2 separate regions of the Homo sapiens genome follow, and region 1 is linked to region 2. Evidence: chromatin contacts called from ENCODE Hi-C or POLR2A ChIA-PET data. All regions are on one chromosome and are shown on one strand. The core of a region is the stretch at or near the end of the contact, and the rest is flanking DNA. Distances in the headings are between cores, read along the strand shown.

Region 1 (3,096 bases), core at 374-2,873, 190 kb before region 2:
ATAAACAAAAGTTTGAACATTCTGGCCCGTCCTCACATGAACCTAGGGCTGGCAGAAGCATGAGCATTTGTCACTCATGAGAAACACAGGGTCCTATGCCTTTTTGTGTCTCCACACCTCCCATCTGTGCTTTGCTTTTGATACGGGAGGCGGGCAGGGAAGTGCTGGGTAGAGAAGAATGGGGTCCCTGGCTAGGGCTCCACCCTCAGGCCTGTACCCATGGACGTAAGTGAGAACAGGCACTCCTGTTTTCACGCCCAAATGTTGCATTTTCCAAAAGCACTCTGGCCCGCCACACCCCCATCCTCTGCCTATAAAAACCCTGAGACCCTAGCGGGCACAGACACAAGCGGCTGGACATCAAGAGGAACACACTGGCAGAATACACTGACAGACTGGCAGGACATCAACAGCAGTATGATGTGGACCACGTAGAATTTGCCTGGGGGTGGTTGGAGGAGAGTCAGGCCACTGAGCGGCCTGACTCCAGGGGAAGACCGCCTTCCCATTCCATTCCCCTTGTGGATCCCATCCATCTGCTGAGAGCTACTTCCACCAGTCAATAAAACTGTGCACCCATTCTCCAAGCCTACATGTGATTCAATTTTTCTGGTACATTAAGGCAAGAACCTTGGGATACAGAAAGCCCTCTGTCCTTGCGATAAGGCAGAGGATCTAATTGAGCTGATTAACACAAGCCACCTGCGGATGGCTAAGCTGAAAGACTGCACTGTAACACACTCCCACTGGGGCTTCTGGAGCTGTAAACACTCAACCCTAGGTGCTGCCATGGGGTAGGAGCCCATGCTCCCCATGACCTGCCCGTCTGCATGCTCCCTCTAGGGGTTTGAGCTGCAGGGTACTGAAGAAGCGAGTCACACCCATCGCACGCCCTGCAAGGGTGTTTCCAAGTTTCACTTTGAGTCACACTGCATTAAGAAGATCCACTACCTTGCATCCCCTTCTTCCTGAAGAGGCCTACAAAGTCAGACCAGCACTTAGTGTTAACAGATCAAGAGAGCCCAGCTTGACTCTACCAGCTGAGCAATATAGGTGGATACAGAAGTCACCTTTCATGTGTTCTAACAAATGAGTAACTCCAAAAAAATAGTTGTAATATTTTAATAATGTAAGTTCTTGCCACTACTCAGAGCTATAAAATGTTCAGCTATCACCTGCACTATCACGTACACACTGAGCTATGTAACGAGAATTACATTCAGCCAATGTCTGCTAAATAAAGGTTTGTGCATTTTAGTTCAATGATGTAGCTACAAAGAAAATGAAGCCTCAAGACACTAGAACCTTCTGAGATGCAAAGCTTTGAGTCCTTGACTTTGAATTCAATGTCTAAATTCTAATACATTATTATTATATCTGCCTTAAGATTGATATAGGAAATTTTTTTTCTAGTTAGTGTTATTTCTTCTAGGAGCTTAAAAAAGGTAACTAAGGAAGAATTAAATGTTCCAAAGATATATTATGGTAAACATGTATGTACATACATGGGTATTTGTCACACTTGTCAGAATCTTCTTCCTTTGAGAGGTGCAAACGTTAGCTGTCTGAGATCCACCCTGTTTCAAACTTACCTTATGCTTCCTGTGTACTGTGAGGCTCCCAGTCTTGCTGTCTTTCAATGGGGCAGCCACTGCTCAGTTGCTGCCATTCAGAAATATGAACCCAGTATCACCAGAACTTTTGATTTTTCAAGAGAAACCAAGATTCCAGATTTGTAGGTGATATCTTCCATTTTTCAGATAAAACAAAGGAACCAGAACCACATCCACTGATCGGATTTGCCTGGGGAGGAGGGGTGCTCTCTCCTTTGATCTTCTCTTCTGGAAGAGATGGACCAAAAGCCTCTCCAGCAATAATCCGTAAATATCACTTTTTACCTTTTCTCTATAAAACTCTAACTTTTCTGATATTAAGATAAAATTCTTTCATTGAGAAAAATTTAAGAGTGGCAGATTACAAACAAAAAACATTAATTCCTCCAAACAGAGATTGCCACTTCTGCCTTCTAGTATATGCTTTCCCAGCCTTTGTGTAACCAAGCATTTCATTCTACTTTTATTTTATTCTTTCCACAAATCTGAATCATACTATTTTAAATTTATTTGCAGTTAACCATATCCATGACTGTTTCTCTCTACATAGTTATTTGTCTAGATACAATTTTTGATTACTACATAGTATTTTATTTTAAATATAAATTACTGTAATTCATTGGCCAATTCCTATTGCTGGAAATTTTATCTGTCCAATTTATTTGCTATTCGGACCATTGCTATGGCACACATCTTTGTGTTCATTTCTGTTAATGTCTTTAGGCACATTCTTAGAAATGCTATTTTGGGGTCAGAATGTAGAAATATTTTTAATGTTTTTGGCTTGCATTAGTACCCTTTAAAGTTGGATAGATTGGATTCAAATCACTTTTACCTTTACAAGCAAAGGAACCTTAGGCGAGTTACCCTGTAAACTCCAGGACTTTCAATTATAAAATGGGAATAATATGACAGGGCAAGTTGTGCCACTTTATACTCCCCTTAGCAGTGTGTAAGAGAACAACTGACCTTGCATTCTTGCTAATTTTCACCTTTTCCAATGGAATAAATGAAGATGGTATTTAATTATTTTTATTACAAATAATGTAGATTTTTCAGATACTGGTTTAAAATTTTGTTCAAGAGTTACCTATTCCTATTTTTTTCTATTGGTGTATTAATTTTTTAGTTGGTTTTATGGATTATAGAGTTGACCCTTGAACAACATGTGTTGGAACCTCTCAGGTCCACTTACATGCAGATTTTCTTCTGCCTCTGCCACCCCTGAGACAGCAAGACCAACTCTCCTCTTCCTCCTCCTCCTCCTCAGCCTACTCACTGCAAGACGACGAGTATGAAGATCTTTATGATGATCCACTTCCATGTAATAAATAGTAAATGTTTTCTCTTCCTTGTTATTTGCTTAATAACATTTTCTTTCCTCTAACTCATTTTATTGTAACAGTACTGTATATAATATATATAACATACAAAATATGTGTTAATTGTCTATGTTATCAGTTAAGATTCTGATCAATAGTAG
Region 2 (2,900 bases), core at 78-2,577:
CTCTTGTGTTTTGTTCTTGTAGGTATCACCTGCTGCTACACCACAATCCACCTGTATTCCACAGGCCACACACACACACACACACACACACACACACACACAAAACAGGTAGGTAAGAGAGTCACAATGCAAGTCACAAACAGTATTTCTCCTTCTGCAGAAAACCCCATCACAATTTTTTTTTGTTAAATGGTGCTGAGATTTCCTAAGGAAGTATCCTGAAAGTACACCCTGGTGGGTCCTCTGTGCTACCAGACAAGATTCGGCTTTTTCCTCCTCATCTCCTCTAACTTCTATTGGTCTCCAGCCACTACTAATGTCATAAGAGGTAAGTTTGGGGTTCAGATGTCCACCAAATGCTTCTGATTCCCACTAATACGTAATGTCATGGCTGACCATGGCTGCAACCAAAGGCATTGATGCCCAGCATGCTGCTACCACTGCCCACTGTGGATGTCAAGGAGCTGATGACTACTGAAGACCGAGACCATTACTGCTGGCACTAGTGCAAAAGTATTGCACTCTGAAAGTCCCTGCTTTGTGAAACAATTTGCTTTTATTACAATGTTCTTTCCCTCAGCCTCCAACAAAAGGGCTGGAGAACAGACTAAATGACATACGACACTTTCCTCAGAATTACCTCCTATCTCTCTCCTACACCACTCCTCATCTCCAAACCAAAGTTGTGAAACCTGACTCTCCCTTGAGATATTCTATCTGCTGGATGAACCTCCTCACTCTCTCATGTAAATAAATCCCTGGCAGCCCCAGTCTACCATGTACCACTTACATCAGGTGGTGATTAAACTAGTTAATATCTTATATTCAAAAACCCCTATGAGGAAGCAGACCACTCATATATTGATGGTGGTGAGCCTTCTTTCTGTATACTTTTTTGTATCTGTTGAATGTTTAAATAATTTTTTTAATGAATAAAAATGAGTTTTTAAATCCGGTTTCATGTTTATTTAAAAGTGTATATTACAAAAGGCATGTCTTCCCATGAAAATATTTGTTATTAATGCCAACAACTGAAGCTACAGCATAGACGTCACGAAGGAAAATCCATTTCCACAAAGCTCTCTGGTAACTTAACTAGTACTCGTTAACTATACATGCACATTCATCAGCTCAACAGATGGATGAGAGGAGGAGGTGTACGGTTCACTCCTCCACAACTCAGGTATGCATTCGCAGACTACGTATTTATGGTTCCTACCATTCCTGAGTGACACCTGAAGTTGCTGTGACATTTAGTAATTTGTCATTTTGCAGAGACATGATTCTGAATCACACATGCCATAAAGCTGGGGCAAGGGCAAGTTGTCCAGCCTGGCCGAGGCCCAGGCATGCTCTTAGTCATAGCGCTTAGTCTCAGTGCTATGAAGACTGTAAATAAAGTGATAAAAACTGTTTCTTTTTAAGAAATGAAACAAAATTAACTGCTAGTTGAGTCTAGTGTTGATGACAGAATGAAGGGAATATGGGGATGTTTATGAAAGCGATAGGCTAGCCACAAAACAGAAGTTTCAGATAAATTAAAGACTGAAATGTCAAATGCAATGATGACTCAGACACATTGTGCGAACAAAACTACCAAATGCTCCAAAAGGAAATAAGTAGAAAAGATGTGTGAATTTGTTTCAATAAGTACTCCAGACAGTAAAAAAATCAGTCATCAAGTGAGATAAGTAGATAGGGGTCTAGAGAGATCATTTAAATTTTCCAATTCTACTTTAGCAATTTTACGGAAGGAATTATGTGCTAAAATGATTTTTTTTCAAGTTGAGAATCGTGACTGGCTGCGGACATTGACCTCACAAATGTCAAGAATCTACTGTATCTCATTTTGACTAGAGATAAACAGTTTGTGTGTCCTTCATAATCTTTCCTTCCTACAACTTCTTTGCTCCTATCTGCCAGGAGTGGATAAAACAGAGGCTCAGAGTGAGGAGCAGGGACTCCTACGAGCTGGGTTCCTGCAGCATATTCAAAATAAAGAGGCTGCCTGGGGCTGAGATGAAGGGAAGATACCAGTCCTCTGAGATATAAGCAGCATAACCTAGGAGGCGCACAGCACAAAGCAAAAGAGTGGGCCCTGCTATAACCCAAAAGTCTGCACCTGCAAATAAGGGAAGAAATTTGGATTACTGAGAAAGGGTACTGACTGTAGCCCAACCATTCCTGGTCAAACCACTGTTCTCCAAATATTGTCTTTAAAAGAATGGCTAGTTAACATTCATCAAGACCAGTTAAATAGTTTTAATAATTTTACAGTTGCTTTTTCTTAAGAGCTGCATTTTATAGCTTCATAGTTAACAAGTACATTTTTCAAAAATAAGGTATAGAAATACTACGGTTATGAGTTAAGAATAGTTATAAAATGAGGGTAGACATGACCTTAAAAGCAGCATCTGAGAATCAGATTCAAATTCTGTCATTCAGATAACAGGCCTGAGATCAGCGCCTGGTGTCAAGGAACTAAACTTGCCAGTTTTTGGTTAAAAGGGCAGTGTATCTTTTGTAAACAGTGTGTCAGGAATACTAACCCTAAAATCATTACTATGAACCAAACAAAAATGACAACTATGCAGAAGATGAAGACAGCAATGAGAAAAGCCAACCTCCACTGTAGAATCCAACAGCTTGTTGCTATGATGCCTACTATATGACACCATCAACTCAGGATGATTTTTTGTTTACTTTACAGAAATCATCTTCACTCACTAACCGTTAACTGTCAAACTTGGTGCAGAATGACATACTCAAAACTCCTAAACGTCATTTTTCAGTAACATCATCTCCAAGGAGTCTCCCCACTGCTAATCACCTTATGAATGTGGCATATAAAACTGCTTTGAGCCTCCCCACCCGACTCACCCAGCTCCCGTCATCCTTTC

What was found. A loop is a pair of places that touch in the nucleus more often than their neighbours do. ChIA-PET counts read pairs that join two places held with the same protein, here RNA polymerase II (POLR2A). Pooled maps may share reads with other maps.
Region 1: a map of naive thymus-derived CD4-positive, alpha-beta T cell shows a loop between it and region 2 (2.5-fold over the local background). The contact joins the promoter of SAMD3 here to the enhancer-like site in region 2. A Hi-C loop is called at or near these places in 2 of 168 maps with a recorded cell type or tissue (both naive thymus-derived CD4-positive, alpha-beta T cell), 1 of 37 single-sample maps with no recorded cell type and 11 of 50 pooled maps. POLR2A ChIA-PET finds 5 or more read pairs at or near these places in 5 of 52 experiments (CD4-positive, alpha-beta T cell, H1, T-cell and 2 more).

The regions. Positions count from the first base shown.
Region 1 is chr6:130,221,478-130,224,573 of GRCh38, reverse strand. SAMD3 (sterile alpha motif domain containing 3) reads left to right here and starts at 1,623. Exons shown (of 12, transcript NM_001017373.4): 1 at 1,623-1,880. RefSeq lists an enhancer at 907-1,016.
Region 2 is chr6:130,033,183-130,036,082 of GRCh38, reverse strand. The region is part of intron 2 of L3MBTL3 (L3MBTL histone methyl-lysine binding protein 3); the gene reads right to left. Among named protein-coding and RNA genes, the nearest start is that of L3MBTL3, 16 kb to the right of the region's middle. Within about 2 kb of position 1,327, at least 2 of the 41 ENCODE cell types and tissues checked have a DNase peak (open chromatin) inside an H3K27ac peak, as active enhancers do.